Linked DNA regions of Mus musculus: region 1 is linked to region 2. A link is a loop called in an ENCODE intact Hi-C map of the cell type or tissue named here. Cell type or tissue: left cerebral cortex. All regions are shown on one strand. Each heading gives the region's core, and the rest is flanking DNA. Links, peaks and the distances in the headings are about the cores only.

Region 1 (8,472 bases), core at 113-8,112, 65 kb before region 2:
ACACTTTAATAAGTATAAAGAAGTTTCCAACCCTGACGTTCATCAACTCTGACTTTTAGTATAATCTCAGATATTTCAGCAAGTCATTTTGTTTGTTTCTGACTCCATGGACACTGTATTGTCATATTAAAAATTGTATCCAGCAGCTTGAATATTTTCTACTTAGAAATACCTAATCTTCCACAGATCTGGAAAACATTAATCCTCCAGGAGCCAACAGAAGTGACCTAGACACAAAATTTCTTGGTTGGACCAAATACCATCTCTCTGTCTTAAACAACAACAAAAATTTAAGAAAGAAAAATGGAAGTTTTCTATAAACCAGCACTGTGAAACAACCGCAGAGAGACTTCCTTACCTGAGGTGTCAGCTCTACTTCTAATTCACCAGAAAGGAACTGTCGCTCAAATTCTGCATTTTCTCCCACATATGAGGAGATCATTCGTTTTATCTGCTTGGATCGAAGTAAAAGGCCCAGGCCGAAGTTGTCAACCCTAAAAGGAGAGGAAGGGAATTGATAACCATGAGACTGTCTGACAGAACACTGTTAATATCTTGGGTTTTGTTTGTTTGTTTGGTTTTTGGTTTTTTTAAGATGTGAAATTTAATACTTTGGAGGAAAAGAAATCTAAAAAATTCTATTCACATTTTCCTTCCACCCCTCACCACTGCAAGACCTCACAAGGCTGCTCGATGTCCTTATTTTACAGGTGGGGAGAGTACAGCTTAAAAAGCTGACAGAGATCCGAGCACCTGGGAGACAGAGGCAGGTGGAGCTCTGGGGTTGAGGCCAGCCTGGTCTTCAGATGAGTTCCAGGTCAGTCAGCGCTATGCAGTAAAATCCTATCTCAAATCCCCCTCCTCAAGATCTCAGAGAGTAAAGGGCAGAGCTATTGCTCTCCAGCCCACATCCATCCCATAGCTCCAGAACACGTTTATTCTTTCTCCTACTGCAAAGTGGACTTGAGAGAGAACGTAACAAAGATGCTTCGAAAACACCCCAAAGCGCTGTGCAGAGGCTTTCTGTGTCCAGCTGGAAGGTACGGGTCTCGAGTTAAGATAAAGATGCGCACACTCATTGAAATATGACCCACATTATACATAAGTCTAAGAACATTTGTCCTATATCACAGACATTTACCTAACAAGAGTTACATACTTGAATGTTCTCAATCCTCTCAAACAAAAAGACTGCAGGTAGCAAAATGAATCCTATGTCTCTTACAATACATATATTTCGGTTTAATACTCTAAAGAACTCAGATTATTCTTAGATATGAAGCAAGTACTATATCTCCAGATGAATATATTTCTTCTTTATTTCTATCATATTTTCAAAGAAAAAATGTACCTACATTTTTATTAGATATTCTCATTATTTACATTTCAAATTTTATCCCCTTTCCTCATTTCCCCTCCAAAAAGCCCCTATCCCATTCCTTCCCTACCCCCCCCCTCACTAACCCACCCCCTCCTGCTTCCCTGTCCTGGCATTCCCCTACACTTGGGCCCTTCACAACACCAAGGGCCTCTCTTATCAATGATGACCCCCAAAGCACCCTCTGCTACATCTGCAGCTGGAGCCATAGGTCCCTCCATGTGTACACTTTGGTTGGTTGTTTAGTCACTGGGAGCTCTGGGGAGTCTGGTTGGTTCACATTGTTGTTCCTCCTATGGGGCTGCAAACCCCTTCATCTCCTTGGGTCCTTTCTCTAACTCCTCTATTGGAGATCCTGTGCTCAGTCCAATGGATGGCTGTGTGCATTCACCTCTGTATTTGTCAGGCACTGGCAGAGTCTCTCAGGAGACAGCCATATCAGGCTCCTGTCAGCAAGCATTTGTTGGTATCCACAATAGTGTCTGGGTTTGGTAACTGTATATGGTGTACCTACATTTTAAAGCACAATTTCTGTTATAAGATAGACGAATTATTGAATGGAAGCTTCCCTCCTACTCAAAGGTTCTGGAACTTCACTAGGCAATGAGAGAGAGAAAACAAACTTTGCAGGTTGGTATGTCTGTCTGGGGCAGTCTCACTATGTAATCCACATCAGCTGGGGACATAGGACCCTCCTACCTCAACCTGCCAAGGGCTGGCTATAGAAAACTACTTTTAAGGATCAAATATTTTTGGCAGTGAAAATCATACTGATAACAACAAATAAATAGGATTATATAACAAAGATATGATTGTATAATCTAGACAACAAAGGAATGATTTATAAACAGAAAAAAAACATGTCAGTTGGCAAGGGCATGAAACACAAGGATTTTTCTCGTGTGCTAAGATGAATGTATACCGACCACTTTAGGGAGTGGCATTGGGACACTGTTAGCATTGAAAAAATAATACTCTGACACTAATAATAATAATAATAATAATAACAACAACAACAACAACCCTGAAAACAGTCATCCTTATGCTACTGAATCATCATTTCCTCTCATGTCTCTACCAAACCAGAATTCATACTTAATGCTCACTAGACAACATATATAATACATCCTTCAACACAGTGCCCATTACAGGCAAAATGAGAGCCTCCCACCTGCCCATCCACAGAATAGATAAGTTATAGTTTATCCAGACAACTCAGTCAGATACAGCAACGAGACTGCACAGTGGACCTGCACTAGCCACCACGGACAGACTTAGACAGAACACTGAGTAAAAAAAGCTATTCACAAACGTGTGCATGTTGAATCACTTCCTTTACGAGGGCTTCAGACTTTGACAGGATTAACGTGTGTGGTCCAAAGTGTCCATAATGTAGATGGGGCAGGGGGACAACTTCCCAGTGACTGAAGTGACTGCAGGCATTAGGAAGTGAGTTTTCCGGAGACTGATCCTGTCCTGTGTTCTTTGTACAGGTGTTGGCTACATGGCCACTCAGCTTGTAAAGTCCCTTTGGTACATCTATGTAGGGTCAGTTTTCTATATCACTCTATATTAGGTATCTACAGTTTTTTTTAAAGGATAAAACTGCCATGAGAGTCCCAAGGTGGGAACCCTCTGAAGAGAAGTGGGGAGGGGACAATGGGTGGAGGGATTTCTAAGGACAGGACTAGGAGAAGAAGAGGAAGGGGGGCTCCGACTGGGATGTAATATGAATAAAAAAATAAATTATGTGAAAAACTGCAATGAGATTGACTGTGAAATCTTCTTAGAAACAGCGGCCTGTATTTCCTCCTCTTGAGGGCCACATTCACGTTCTGCTGGGCTGTGTGGTCTGCACAACTCACTCATCCAGCAAGCCCAGACTGAGTGCTTATTCCACCCTAGAGAAGGGATGTCAGCCTGTGTGGCTACAGCCCAGAGAAGGCTTATGCCTGTCCCTGTGTAGACCTGAGAGTTCCGAGGAAATAAACAGGAAGCCTGTAATTGCAGCAGAGGGGAGGGATGTGTTAAGTGATGTCTTTAGAATACATGATGGGAACACAGAAGATCAAGGACCACAGATGGAGAAGGGGGTGGAGAAAGTCTAGCAAGGGGAAAAGGTTGTACAGAGGTGAAAATACACAGAATCCAAAGAAAACACTGTTTGAGAACAAGGTCAGAGATGGAGATCCTGAGGCAGGAGGCATCTTGCTCAGGGCTCAGAAGGAACAGCATGTGGACTAGAGGCAGGAGTGGGAGGAAGGCCTGATTGTGATCTGCCTGGAGGGACTTCATCCTGAAGGACAGAAGATGGCAGGCGATTAGATGGCAATTCAGCTGACAGGAGACAGGCTATACCATGGATTCTGAAAACCCCATCAAAGGCAGGGAGATCAGCGAAAGGTCAAAGACGGTGAGCGTCTGAACTAAGGTGGAGGCGGCAGCAATGGAGAAGAGGGGGGTCGCTCAATCAAGAGACACTGGGGAGACGGTTCATCCAGCTGAGCTGCCTGGCACAGACACACGGGACCTAACAGAAGAGTGAACTGGGGTTATTAATCCAATGGCCCCTAGCAACATCCCACATGTTTAACATGCAAAGGTGTTAAGTATGGCAGCCTGTGGGACAAACTACTAGCATTTCTTTCAACGACCACTTGCCTATGTTCTGTTAACAGGCTCACCAGTGCCCATTCCGATTCACAGGGCTCCTTCATGATCTGTAGGCTTGCTCTTCCCCTCCCCACAGCATCCTGCACACCACATCCCTCGAGGCCTACAGTTAACGAGAAACTGTTAATCATTCAGAAATCTGTGCTTCCTACCCACCAGAGGCATAAAAATACCTATACAATTTACATTCTCTTTCTTTCTCTCTCTCTCTTTCTTTTCTCTCTCTCTGTCTCTCTCTCGCTCTCTCTCGCTCTCTCTCACTCTCACTCTTGCTCTCTCTCGCTCACTCTCTCTCACTCTCTCTCTATAAAAGAAAATTAAAGGCTAAGCAGCATTTCCTTTCCCTTCCTGGTGCAGTTTCCGTTAACAGGTTCCAATGAAGTCCGTGAAGGAGATCACACACAAGATCGACTTCACCTCACCCAGGGCAAAGAGGGGAAGTGGCAGGGCTGTGGCTTCTCATCTACCCAATCTTCCCCTAAGTACAGAAGACAGTAAGCAAACCCCCACCCCATAGTTTCCTACTTTGAAAACTTCTTTAAAGGGGGAAACAGCCTTATGGGTTAATAACATACTTGTCCACTAGAGGGCTCCAGGTGCCGGAGATACTGTCTTCTTAGTGAGTAAAGTTTTCTGTTCTTTCTCTCTTCTGGTTTTCTTTCTCCTTCCTCTTCCTCCTTCTCTTTCTTCCACGCCCTTCCTCAAGCACCCTTCCTCTAACCTGCTCCTGAGACTCAGGCCCTGCTTGACGTTAGCAATTCCCCCTCCTAACTTAGCTTCTTTCAGCAGCCTGGTGCGCAGCAGAGCTCAGCAGCTCCCTCCTAGAGATGGGCAGAAAGAAACCTAGAGGAGTGATCTTTAACTCTCCACCCACCAAGTCTATCTCCACAACCTGTTTAGGCATCAAACCGTTTCTTGCTCCCCGTTCTACCTGGTACCATCTTTTAGGGCAACCTCATCTGCTTCATCTGCTTCTTCTGCTTCTGCCCCTACAATCTACTTTGAATATGGCAGCCAAATAACACTTTATAAAACATAGAAGTAGAAAGGGCCACCACTCTGCAAAGGTAGCCTTCATTCGGAATAAAGCAAAGTGCTCTAGAGCAGCAGGCAAAGCCTGCCAATTGCACGCCTTCTCTGTCTCTGACATCATTCCTGCTGGGCTAGTCTTCTGTCACTTCTCTGCCTCTCTGTTGTCCCTTCAGCTCCCCAGGTCCTGCCAGACATGCTTCCCCAAGGGCCTTTTCCTGTCTCTGAAACTATTCTCTGCACGGCTGGCTCCTCTCTCACATCCTTCAAGTGTGGGCTCAGAGGCGACCTTAGCATCATCCTGATTACACCACTGATTGCTGACAGCAGCCTCCCTACTTGGTTCCCAATCCTCTTGCTTACTTGCTTCCTTTTTTTACCCCATGTTACACAGCTTTCCAATGTATCAGAAAATTTGCCCATTTTTATGTTGACTACCTATTATCTGTCTTTCCCAAATAGAACAGAAGGTCTGTGACAGGTCATACCCTGCTGGTGCTGGGGGGGAGGGAGGGGAGGGATGGAGGAAGAGGAGGAGGAGGAAAGGGGTGGTCGTGGTGGTAGTGGTAGTGTGTTTTGGTTTTGTTTTCTGTTTTCTCTTTCACTTCTGCATCCCAAGCACCTGTCAGCTATATGACAAATAAAGGTGACTGCAGAAATACTTGGTGAGCACTTGTCAAAAGAATGTATTGCTGCATTTCACATGCCCCTTCCAGCCAGAGCTTCTGGAACAGAAATGAACTATCCTGTGACTAAGCAGCCTGACAAAGGGCAGGGGGAAGCATGCGTTTAGCTTAGAATTCCAGGCGGGCAATGGTCCCCCATCGCAGGAAAGACAAGGCAGGACATTAAACTATCCCGATCACAGTCAAGAGCAGAAAGGGAATCCCTCAGGGATCCTTGCTCGCTCTCAGCTAGCTTTCAGCCCTACAGGATCCCCTGCCTGTGCCCTCATCCAGTCCAAACAGTCCTTCAGTGAATGATGGGTGACATCAAAGCTGACCAGCTCAGTCACTCTGTATTCCCTACATGTCCCTCTGGGTCCAGTGCTAGCTTCCAGTCAGTTCAGTAGCCAGGGTGGCCAACATCCACCATGAACCAAGAAGCTCTCTGGCCACTGCCTGCTGCTTGGGGTGAGCCTAGGGAAGGCACTATCAGAGAGATTAGGGGCCAGAGAACAGTGATGGCAGGATCAGTAATACTCACGCTCTCTTCCCCACCTTCTATGTATAAAACCACTAAATGCTGGCTCTCGTAAGGCCTCCAGGCACACACCAGTGACAACAGTACCCTTCTGTTATTGTCTACAGGGTTATTTAAGGGTCATGCTGCTTTCGTGCCACTATAATCTGTCCTTTTAAAGGAGTACCTTTGGTAAACTCCTCAGCTACCAGGGATAATATACTGAGCTATGACTAATAAAATCACAATCAGAAAAAAGCCCATTTGGTTTCTGTAATTTTAAATGTCTGAAGCTCCCTCTAAGCCTACAGAGTCCATTTTAAAAACCCAAACACAGTAGGTCATTCATTACTTGGAAGTTTTCTGACCACTCTTTCACACCTCTCTGTTTCTGTATATTTTTGCAACACATTACACATTTTGGCTCTATTTAAAGATTACCTTCTGTATTTGCTGATCTTGGCTCTGGGGCTGACTATGTATTTGGCCTTTGCTTTGTTTTAGACTAGTCTCCTGGCATAGCAACAAGGCAATGCCTAAGATTCTCAACAACTGGAACAGATAAAGAACAGTGCTTAGGCCTTGAAAAGTCTATTAGTCGCTTACAAACAGAGTGTGTCTTTCTGCAGTGTCTCTAATGCATGACCTCAGAGAACACATTTGTCTGATGTAATAGTATCATCATGGATGATAAAAATAAAATAATAAGTAAGCTATATCCCTAACACCTAATGGCTCATGATACAAAGACCAAAGATGTGAACCCCAGGGCAAATGGGGACATGCCATTTCTAATAGAGAAAGAAGCATGAAAGAGCCTCTGTGCTCTTTGGTACTAAGGGTGATTCTTTCTTTCTTTCTTTCTTTCTTTCTTTCTTTCTTTCTTTCTTTCTTTCTTTCTTTCTTCCTTCCTTCCTTCCTTCCTTTCTTTCTTTCTCTGCTCCTCGATACTGAGGGTGATGCTAGTGGGCTCTGTGCTCTCAATACTGAGGGTGATGCTGATGGAGTTTCCAACAGATTGTACTGCTTACTTCCAGAAGCCAACATTTCTCTAGAATACCTAAAGAAAGAAAGCTCTGAATTTTGTAGGATTGGACATTTTAGTGGTTAAAAGAACTCTAAAGCCAAAAATCTGTGGAGATCTGTTAATGTGACACTGCACAAAAGACATCCATCTTCTGAAAATATTTAATTTCTGAATCTGAAATTTAACCTCTTGAAGCCATGTGTGTGGTACCACGAAACCCAAAACTCCAGAGGCAGAAGCAGACATATCTCTCTGAGTTCAAGGGCAACCTGGTCTACAGAGCCAGTTCTAGGACAGCCAGGTCTTGGTCTACAGAGCCAGTTCTAGGACAGCCAGGTCTATACAAAGAACCCCTGTCTCAAGGAGAGAAAAAAAACCCAAAATACTCTCTTAAATATCTACTTTCTAAAATTTCACTTACTGGAAATAATTATTTTAAAAACGTAAGTATTGGGGAAATCTTACTTCCTTTGCTTTCATTTAGGAACACATTTTCATCTCAATCATATAATTTATAATTACCCTGATAGTATCAGAAGTATAACAATAAAAGAAAAACATTATGTGTGGCTGTAAGGTTCGATCCCATGATGCAAATAAAGTCTTTCATGAGCTAAGCACATAAACACAAGCACACATCACAGGACATCATTGGCCCTTCCCAAACAAAATAACAAAGCCCTAAAGAGTGCTCACAGTCAAGACAACGTGGCCAGTATCTGCTCAATGAGGTCAGAGCAGCCACTCTAGAAATAAAACAAGGCATACAGCAAAGCAGAGTCCACTTGCATTTAACTCCGGGTTTGAAGAGCCTGGCACACAACTAGAATTTTTATTTTGAGGGAGGGGCTCCTCATTATACCCTCAAAATTCTCCTAATCCTGATTCATATGATACATAAGAAGTCAGAAGCATACATACTTACATAGTAACTAAGTGAATTAACCAATGAACCTCCAAGTAAGCAGGGAATCTTCTATATCCCACTCTTTTATATCTATAACCCAAAATAATATTGTCAAGAAAAAAGTAACATGGACTCCATGACATGCCCGTTTTGCCACTGGCTTTGAGTTAAATGGTTGACAGATAGTTTACTATGAAACTTTTGGTTCACACTGGCTTATAATCTGAAGGTCATCCAAAAAAAAATCAATGAATTCTCAGCCTTTTCAACCTTTTT
Region 2 (8,389 bases), core at 390-8,389:
CTTTCAATAGCTAATATGTGCCTACAACATGCCATATTTTGTCCTAGGCACTGAGGATATAAACACCCTCCTGTTACAGGCTTTTAGTGGAGGAAGAATGTACAGTATGCCAAGTGATAACACACTTAGCAGGGTGTAGGGGACTATTGTGACGTGGAGATGGTGCTATTGTATTTAGAGTGGTTAGAAAGATCCATCTAAGCACTGTCTTCAATTTCCATCCTGTTTTTTCTGATGCCTTGTGTATGCAGTACATCTGAAGATTTTCCTAAGGAAGTGGCTCTTAAAACCTCCTTTTATTGAATCTAATGGCTTTCTCATTCGTGGTGTTTCTGATGCCTACAGCCTAAAGGTCTTGGGTTCTTTATTCACTTGAGGTGGTTTTCTGTCCACCGCCCAGTTCCCTTTTCTATCTTCTATACGGTTATTACATCTTTCCACAGAAACCAAAACTCTGTACTGTCTTTAGTATTACTTCCCTATTATTTTAAACACAGTATGAAGTAGCATTGTATGGAAACATTACAGTAAGAGGTACTTAATATAGACACAGCGTATGTATTATATCATGCTGGTGTTTGGTAGCTTTTGCTTTCCTGCGTCTAGTGAAAATTTATCTTCGGTTTGAATTCTCTGCTGTTGATTAAATGTAAAATGTTACAGGATTTTCCCACAATCCTTAAACGTTTATCACTCTTTACTCAGTGTGAGTTTTCTGATGTGGAGTAGACTTTAAGACTTGATTTAAGAGCCTGTCTCTCTTGCTATGTTTATAGGCTGTCTGGCTGCTGTGCATTATTTCATGTTAAGTCACATATCATGACATCCCCTTATCCTTTGCTTACAGTGGAAAAAGGTGAAAGTCATGACTAAGAGGCCACCATAAAAGATACATTCCCAGCCTCACAATCTTGTGCTCAGTCTTGTGATGTTCATTAAAGTATGAACTGTGTCTGAAGGTGTTTTCCAGTTATCTTCATGACATTTTAAATACCCACCGCTACTAACTTGGTCTGCTTGTAGATTGCTTGTCTCCTGGGGCCCCTTTATAACTCCATGAGGATATTTCATCTGTCACAGAGTCCAGGATTCAATAGTCCTCTAGTATTACTTACCCTTCATTCATTTACTATAAAAGGAAATAGATTATAAAAGTATTATGTCTACATAAGCTTAAGATAGCCAGGATTAAAAGTATTCATTATGTACTATGCCGGTGTTTCCTAGTTTTGTTTTTGCAAATTTTAGTGACATGTTCCAGCTACAGTGTTTTGGAACATATACTTAATAAAATAAAACGAAACCCCCCTACTTGTTTCTTACTTTCTTTTATATTTTATTCTTGCATCACTTTTCTGTCCTAATTTATGAATACCTTCTTTCTGGTCCTAGTAACTTTCAAAGAGAGTAGCATAATGATTCAGATTGTGAGTTCTTGAACTAGAAGGCCTGAGGTAAATCACAACCCTGTCATTTCCTAACTGGAACTGTGTCAATTGCTAAGTCTTTCTGTCTTTAAATAGTATATATTTTTAATTATTTTTAAGTATGTATAAATTGTGTGTGTGTGTGTGCATGTGGGTGCATGTGGCCCATGCCCGTGGAGGCTAGAGTCTCAGATCCCCTGGAATTGGAATTAGAGATGGTTATAAGTTACCTGATGGTGCGAGGGACTCCCAACTCCTATCCTCTGCAAAAGCAGGAGGAGCTCTTAGTACTGAGCCATGTTTTAACAATTCTATAATGAAGCTGATTTCTTCCTCGCTCAGTAGATAAGTCACATTTCCTTGTAATATAAAAGCAGTGGCATTTTCATTTCTTCATACTTAAAATGACTTATGCTAATTTTCTTTCTCTGAATACAAAACACAGTTTAGAGAGGAGAAAGGCCATATAAGTAATTAATTCATAAGTCTTTCCCCTTGTCCTGATAATCTGAGCAAGTGGTTGACCTACTCATTGCTGAGCAATGTCATAGGAAAGAATAATCATTTTTAAATGTATGCTCTGACAGACCCTCAGTTGCCCAGCTTCCAGCTTTATTGAATGTCTGTTACTTTTCATTTGGAGCTTCAGGTACTGCATTTTGAATGAAGGGCCCTTGTGAAAAGTGTCTAGGGTCCACTACTGAGCATTATGTACTGTTACATGCAGCTATTGCTGTGTTACTTTCATATTTATATACTAGCAACTATTTCCTGTAGCCTAGCGTGTTTTTAAAAGATGTGGCCTTTGCCTTCTACTTCGAAGATTGTAAAATGGTATTAATTTTTAAATATCCTATGGACTAGATGTAGAATGTTTTGACAATTGATATTAAACCAGTTGTATATAGATGATAAAATTTAACTGTTTTCCCAAAAAACAAAAAACAAAGCAAAACACAAACAAACCATCTTGGAATAGTAAGTGGTTAAAGGTTGACAGTGATTTTGAGATAGATTATGTGGGCTCCGCCCATCTTCCATGTTCTCCAGAACAAGGTTTACACCTCAGGTTATAACGTGGTGATCCTTACTAGATTATTCTAAAAGATTTTAAAGAATTTAACACGTGACTACTAAATCCGAAGTATTCCCGTGATGAAGTCTAGATGTGGAATGGGTTTGGGGATTAGATTAAGTGAGGTAATCTACTTTAAAGAGACTGATAACCTGCTACCAAATAGGTATTTGTGTCTTTCCTAAAACTATATCCAGTGCTATATAATATTTTGTTATATAGCCTACCTCTCATTTCTTAAATTTCTTTTTGATTATGATTAAAGTTACTAGAATAGACATCACTTTTGGAAGATTAAAAATTCACTAATGGCTTTTAATAGTACCACATCCAGGCTTTTCTTTCCTATCAAATTTTCTTCTGACCTTTTATGATAGATCATTGATTGAACAATTTTTTAGTGTATGTACATTTTTGTCGTGGGCTTAAACTCACCATTTTGGTAGAAAATACCTAATAATGGAGTTTGAGGAAGTAAATGCAAGCAAAATGTGAGTGGCCATGGCCAGAGATTGGATTCAGGTTGGCACACCAAGTTGTGGAAGCAGTTGCAAGAACTATTATAGCCACAAAACAAAGACCATACATCAAATACATATACCACCTACGCTGATGAGGGCATTATGTACACAGCCTAGATAAAATTGGCTACATCTTGCCTGGCTTTCAGATGTTACAACATTATTTACTTTAAAATCGGTAAAGGGGGCAGGTGTTTGAGAGATGGTTCAGCAGTTATAAGAATGTACTGTTCTTTCAGAGGGCCTGAGTAGGTGGCTCTCAAGGGTGTGGTTTCCAGTTCCAGGGTTTGTGATGCCTGTGGCCTCTGCTGGAACCTGAGTGCTCATGCATATATCCACATACATGTAGTTAAATAAAATTTTAAGCAAAGCTTACAAGTTTCACCCAACCTCATGAGGTTAGACCAAAACCAGATTGAAGTTAATATTAAAAGAGCTACGCTTGAGGCAGTTTTGGCTTCCCATCTACAATAGTTTCTCCACAGCACGATGTTCTAGTCAGCCAAGGTTATCTTTAATAACACATAAGGCTCCTGATAGCCTCCACGGGCTCAGTTTTTGCTCAACTCCAAGTGGTAGATTGCTGATTCCAAAACACAGAAGCACACATACAGCCTACTTAATATCTAACGCTTAAGGGGAAGCAAGATTTCAGAAAAAGGGTGGCTGTTCAACAAGCCCTAGCTCCCAGGTCCTTGTGGTGACGCACAGAGGCAGGGAGGGACCCGGAGGATGTGTAGTGTGGGAGGGTTTGGGCTAACGGGGTGAGTCATTCCGGGCCACCTCGGCCTGGAGCCCTGCCCAACCGACCAGCCCGGGTCGTACCAGCGGGGCGGAGGCGGAGGCCGAGCGGCTGGGGAGCCCGTGCGCCCCGCGGTGTCGCGCGGAGCCTGCGACCATGGCTGGAAGCGAGCCCCGCGGAGCCGGCTCCCCGCCGCCCGCCAGCGACTGGGGCCGCCTGGAGGCAGCCATCCTGAGCGGCTGGAGGACCTTCTGGTATTCGGTGGCCAAGGAGCGGGCGACGCCGACGGCCTCCCGGAAGGAGGCGGCGGAGGAGACGAGCGCGCTGACGCGGCTGCCGGTGAGCCGAGGCCGCAGGCCGCGCACAGAGACCGCCGCAGGCCGGGGGCCTGGGCCGGCAGGGCAGCCACTTCCGGGTGTGTGCTCGCCTGGAAGTGAAGTGGCCAGGATTGCCTTGATGGTAACTCTTGGTATCCCCCTGCCAACCAAGGTCGCACTACAACACTCACTAATGACCAGCGAGATCACCCACAGGTTGTCAGTCATCCTATTTGGATGTCTGGAAATCTGATGAAGGAAGTGGGTTAGCTTGGAAGGCATTCCAGTGTCTTTCTTCTGCACATTTTAATCCCTAGTCAATGTATTCCAGTTAGGGGGGGGGGGGGGTCGCCTAGAGCAAGCAACTCTGACATATCCAAAGCAACAAAACTGCCACATAATTGAAACCAGTAAAGTTACAAGTACCTCAAGTTAGGTCAGGCTGCAAAGAGGATGCATGCAATTTAAAGTTTCAGAGAAAGATAAAATAAATAAATAAATAAATAAATAAATAAATAAATAAATAGATTATACATTGTTGATGACAATTCCTTTATCTCAGTTGGGTTATTAGTACATCCCACTGACATTCACTCTAAATGAAAGCCACAGGCTTAGGTTACCTCCAAGCTTCTCTCAGGTGTCCTCGGAACCTGATTAATACTCTATAGAGAGAAATTCAAATGACAGGTTCACATGCTTTCATTTGATCTAGTGATAAAATCAGAAAAACCGCCACTTTGTTTTTTTAGATTTATTTATTTATTTATTTTATGTATATGTGAGTACACTGTCACTGACACACCAGAAGAGGGCACTGGATCCAAATTACAGATGGTTGTGAGCCACCATGTGGTTGCTGGGAATAGAACTCAGGACCTCTGGAAGAGCAGCCAGTGCTCTTAACCTCTGAGCCATCTCTCCAGCTTGAAAAAAATCTCCACTTGACACTCATTTATTTTTGAAGAACAAATTAGTAACTGGTACATCAACATACTCATGGAAAGAAATGAAAGGAACTGGTTACTTTGCTTGAAAAATAGAAAGGCAGAGCTTGAGTTTGCAACATTTCAGGTGTGTTAGGGATGAAAATGTTTAGTTTTGAATTTTCTATTGGTGGAGGGATGTTAAGATAGACTTATGTATTTTAAAGAACCAGTCATTCAGGCGACCTTCAGTACAATGATTCTTTACTGATTAGGCCACCGCAAACAGTTGCCCCAGACAGATGACCTCTTTCTTTCATGCTGCTTGCCTCTCTTTCAGGTTGATGTGCAGTTGTATATCTTGTCGTTTCTTTCACCCCACGATCTGTGCCAGCTGGGAAGTACAGATCATTACTGGAACAAAACTATAAGAGACCCAATTCTCTGGAGATACTTTCTGTTGCGGGATCTCCCTTCTTGGTCTTCGGTTGATTGGAAGTCACTTCCAGATCTAGAGATCTTAAAAAAGCCAATATCTGAGGTCACCGACAGCACTTGTCTTGATTACATGGAGGTGTAAGTATCTATTTCTGAGAATTGACAAGAGATACTAAACTCTAAATAGTGCACATTAGTTCTGACCCTGACGTTAGCTTGCTGCATAGGATTTGTCTGAATGCCCCTTGTTAAAATTAGGCCTTGAGCTAATTGACTTTTTTTCATAGGTCCCTTAGAGCTTTAATCTTTTGTTATTTTCCTGTGGTGACTAACCAGTATTTGATTAATTATATCTGGTATGGTAGACAAGAAAAAAAATTTTCTTAAACTTCTCATAATATTTGTAGTACTTTCCATTATGTTAAATTGTATATGCATATTCATACTCAGAGGAAGAATTTCCAAAGATCAGGAAACAGTTCTTTTTGATGGGGAAGAAGACTGTTTTTAAGACTACATGAAATACTTTTTATTATTATTATTATTTAACTGCCTGAAAGCCTCCAAGTTTCTTGAGTATCATGTACATGAGAAAGTTGCTTTTATTGAGCAAATGCTGCATATTGGATTCTATGGGCGTCTGCTCTGGGTATGTCCTTTTCCAACCTAAAGACTTTATCTTTGTGTTAGGGATGTAGGGGGCCAGAGAAGTTACATGGTTTGCATATAATATAGGGTGTAAAGAATTGGTTAATATTATTGTGTACCCTCAGAATATGTCACTGTACATAGGTAAAACTTGCTTTATTGTGAACTCCACATTTAAATCATAATAAAGCAAATTCAAAGAATCTTTGTCCTTTGGCTCTAAGAATGGTTTTACTTTGATTCAGTAGCTACATATAGGATTTCCTCCTCTACTTTCTTGCTCAATCTCTCCATCCCAGACAATAGTTATCATGTCAGATAACAGGAGACGACTAGATCAAAATGTATATGATCTCTATAGATAATCTCAAATTCCACTGGCATTTCTCTTTAAAAATTACTCTTATTTTTTTTGTATGTACATGTGGGTGGGTACGCATATTACATGCTACAGATGGAGGTCAGAGGACAACCTTTTGGAGTCCAGTCTCTGCTCCCACCATGTGGGTCCCTGGGATTGAATTCCAGTCACCAGGCTTGGTAACAAGCCCTGGACCTGCTGGGCCATCATGGTTTCTGTCACGTGATTTTATTTTGCTAATTTTCAGCAAGGTCTAGTCGGGCCTCCCTGTGTTTTTATTTAGTGTTTTGAATCAACTCTTATGTGGAAACTACTAAAGGGGTGATTATGAAGCTTGATAGTGGCTTTAGTCATGTTTTTACATTTCTGAGATTTAACGCTAAGTATCTGCAGTATATCTTTATTATGGGGGCTCTCAATCTTAGCATTATTGACATTTTGGAACAGTTTTGGGGGACTGTCCTGGAAGTTGTAGGACATGTGCTAACATCTATGGTTCTACTGAGTCGCTGTTACTATCACAGCCTTCTCCTCCCCAATGTGAACATGAAATTGTTCAGATACTGCCACAGACTATAGGATAAAACCTTTCTCAGGAAGAGTTTCAACTATTCAAACAAACATTAGAACACGTCTTTTATGGAAGAAACTAAATTAAAGAAAGTAAATAATGTCTTCCTTAGGGAGGGTTCCGCAGTTTTATGACCACCCCCACTCTCTAGCATCTGTGTTTTTCCTTGTCACAGCAATCTACATACATGTTAAAATGGTATCTATCCTGTACTGAGAGGGTTGAAACTATAATCTTTACATTACTGTGTCTTACAGAGGACTCAGTAAATGATATATTCTCAAATGAACAGCAAGTTAAATGTTTTCTATTTTATTTTCTAATTGTGACAATTTTATGCAGTTATAAAATGTGCTGTCCATATACGCGAAGAGCCTTGAAAGCCAGCCGTCCTATGTATGGAGTGGTTACCTCTTTCTTACACTCACTGATCATTCAGAATGAACCCCGGTTTGCTATGTTTGGACCAGGTTTGGAAGAACTGAACACATCCTTGGTGTTGAGTTTGATGTCTTCTGAGGACCTTTGCCCAACTGCTGGTTTACCTCACAGACAGATTGATGGTAATTTTCATGTTAATATACAATACATAGTCATAATAGTACTTGGAGCTTGACATTAGTGTTAAACAGAGAGACATTTAAAAATTAAATTTTGTAATGAAATATAGAAATTGGTGAATGGGCCCCGGTCCTACTAAATGGGAAAAAAATTAGTATAAGAAGTACTTTTTTCTTAGTTTTTCAAGTTGTTATAATTTAGAATTTAATTATATGTTAAAAATAAATTTCAACAGAAATAAATTTCAAAATTTCTCATGTTTATCCTGAGAGAAATTTACCAAGAAAACCACTGAATATAGATTTGCAAATTAATTTTTATATATTGGGATTTTAAAAAAGGATCTATATCATTACCTCCCCTGTACAGAAAAAAAAAATCCATGAAACAGCATGTGGCCTCTTGGTGAGGTGGGAATGTATCGTTAACATAAGTAGGGATGGAATGTAAGATATGCTTTGCTCATTGTATATATACAGAGATTTGGAACAAATCTGGGTCTTCCACAAAAACCAATAGATCTAAGTGATGACACAGACAAGTATCTAGGTGACTAGACTATAATCACTTGATTCGGAATAGAAAACAACAACCAAAGAACGCTGTACCTTGAAGAGGACGCCTCCTAAGACGTCAGGCTTACGAGATACCTTCCCTTAAGACAAGAAAAAAGCACAAAGTTCCGAACGTTTAGGACGTAGTTGAAGTATCTTTAAATCTAGAAAGAATGGAGCTTGGTAAGCAATGACAACAGCATGTGGAGTGCCCAATCAAAATTTCATTTTAGAATGTTTATTCTGGC

Evidence for each region. Hi-C counts contacts between places; a loop is a spot of excess contacts. Peaks named below come from ENCODE experiments on the same cell type or tissue, not always from the same donor. Only the 100,000 strongest peaks of a DNase experiment are listed, where the experiment ranks them.
Region 1: a loop joins it to region 2, with 2.5 times the contacts of the local background. A loop is called at or near these places in 6 of 42 quality-filtered maps.

What each region holds. Positions count from the first base shown.
Region 1 is chr15:4,039,487-4,047,958 of GRCm38, reverse strand. Oxct1 (3-oxoacid CoA transferase 1) reads right to left here. Exons shown (of 17, transcript NM_024188.6): 4 at 359-494. Among named protein-coding and RNA genes, the nearest start is that of BC037032, 16 kb to the right of the region's middle. In left cerebral cortex, for the core only: a CTCF peak has its summit at 4,622 (motif pointing right); DNase peaks (open chromatin) are centred at 4,676, 4,868 and 5,210; H3K27ac peaks cover 205 bases.
Region 2 is chr15:3,974,957-3,983,345 of GRCm38, reverse strand. Fbxo4 (F-box protein 4) reads left to right here and starts at 3,773. Exons shown (of 7, transcript NM_134099.2): 1 at 3,773-4,104; 2 at 5,349-5,584; 3 at 7,369-7,589. The coding sequence starts at 3,922. AW549877 (expressed sequence AW549877) reads left to right here. Exons shown (of 6, transcript NM_145930.3): 6 at 1-1,311. In left cerebral cortex, for the core only: a CTCF peak has its summit at 4,901 (motif pointing right); DNase peaks (open chromatin) are centred at 3,285 and 3,804; H3K4me3 peaks cover 1,238 bases; H3K27ac peaks cover 1,572 bases.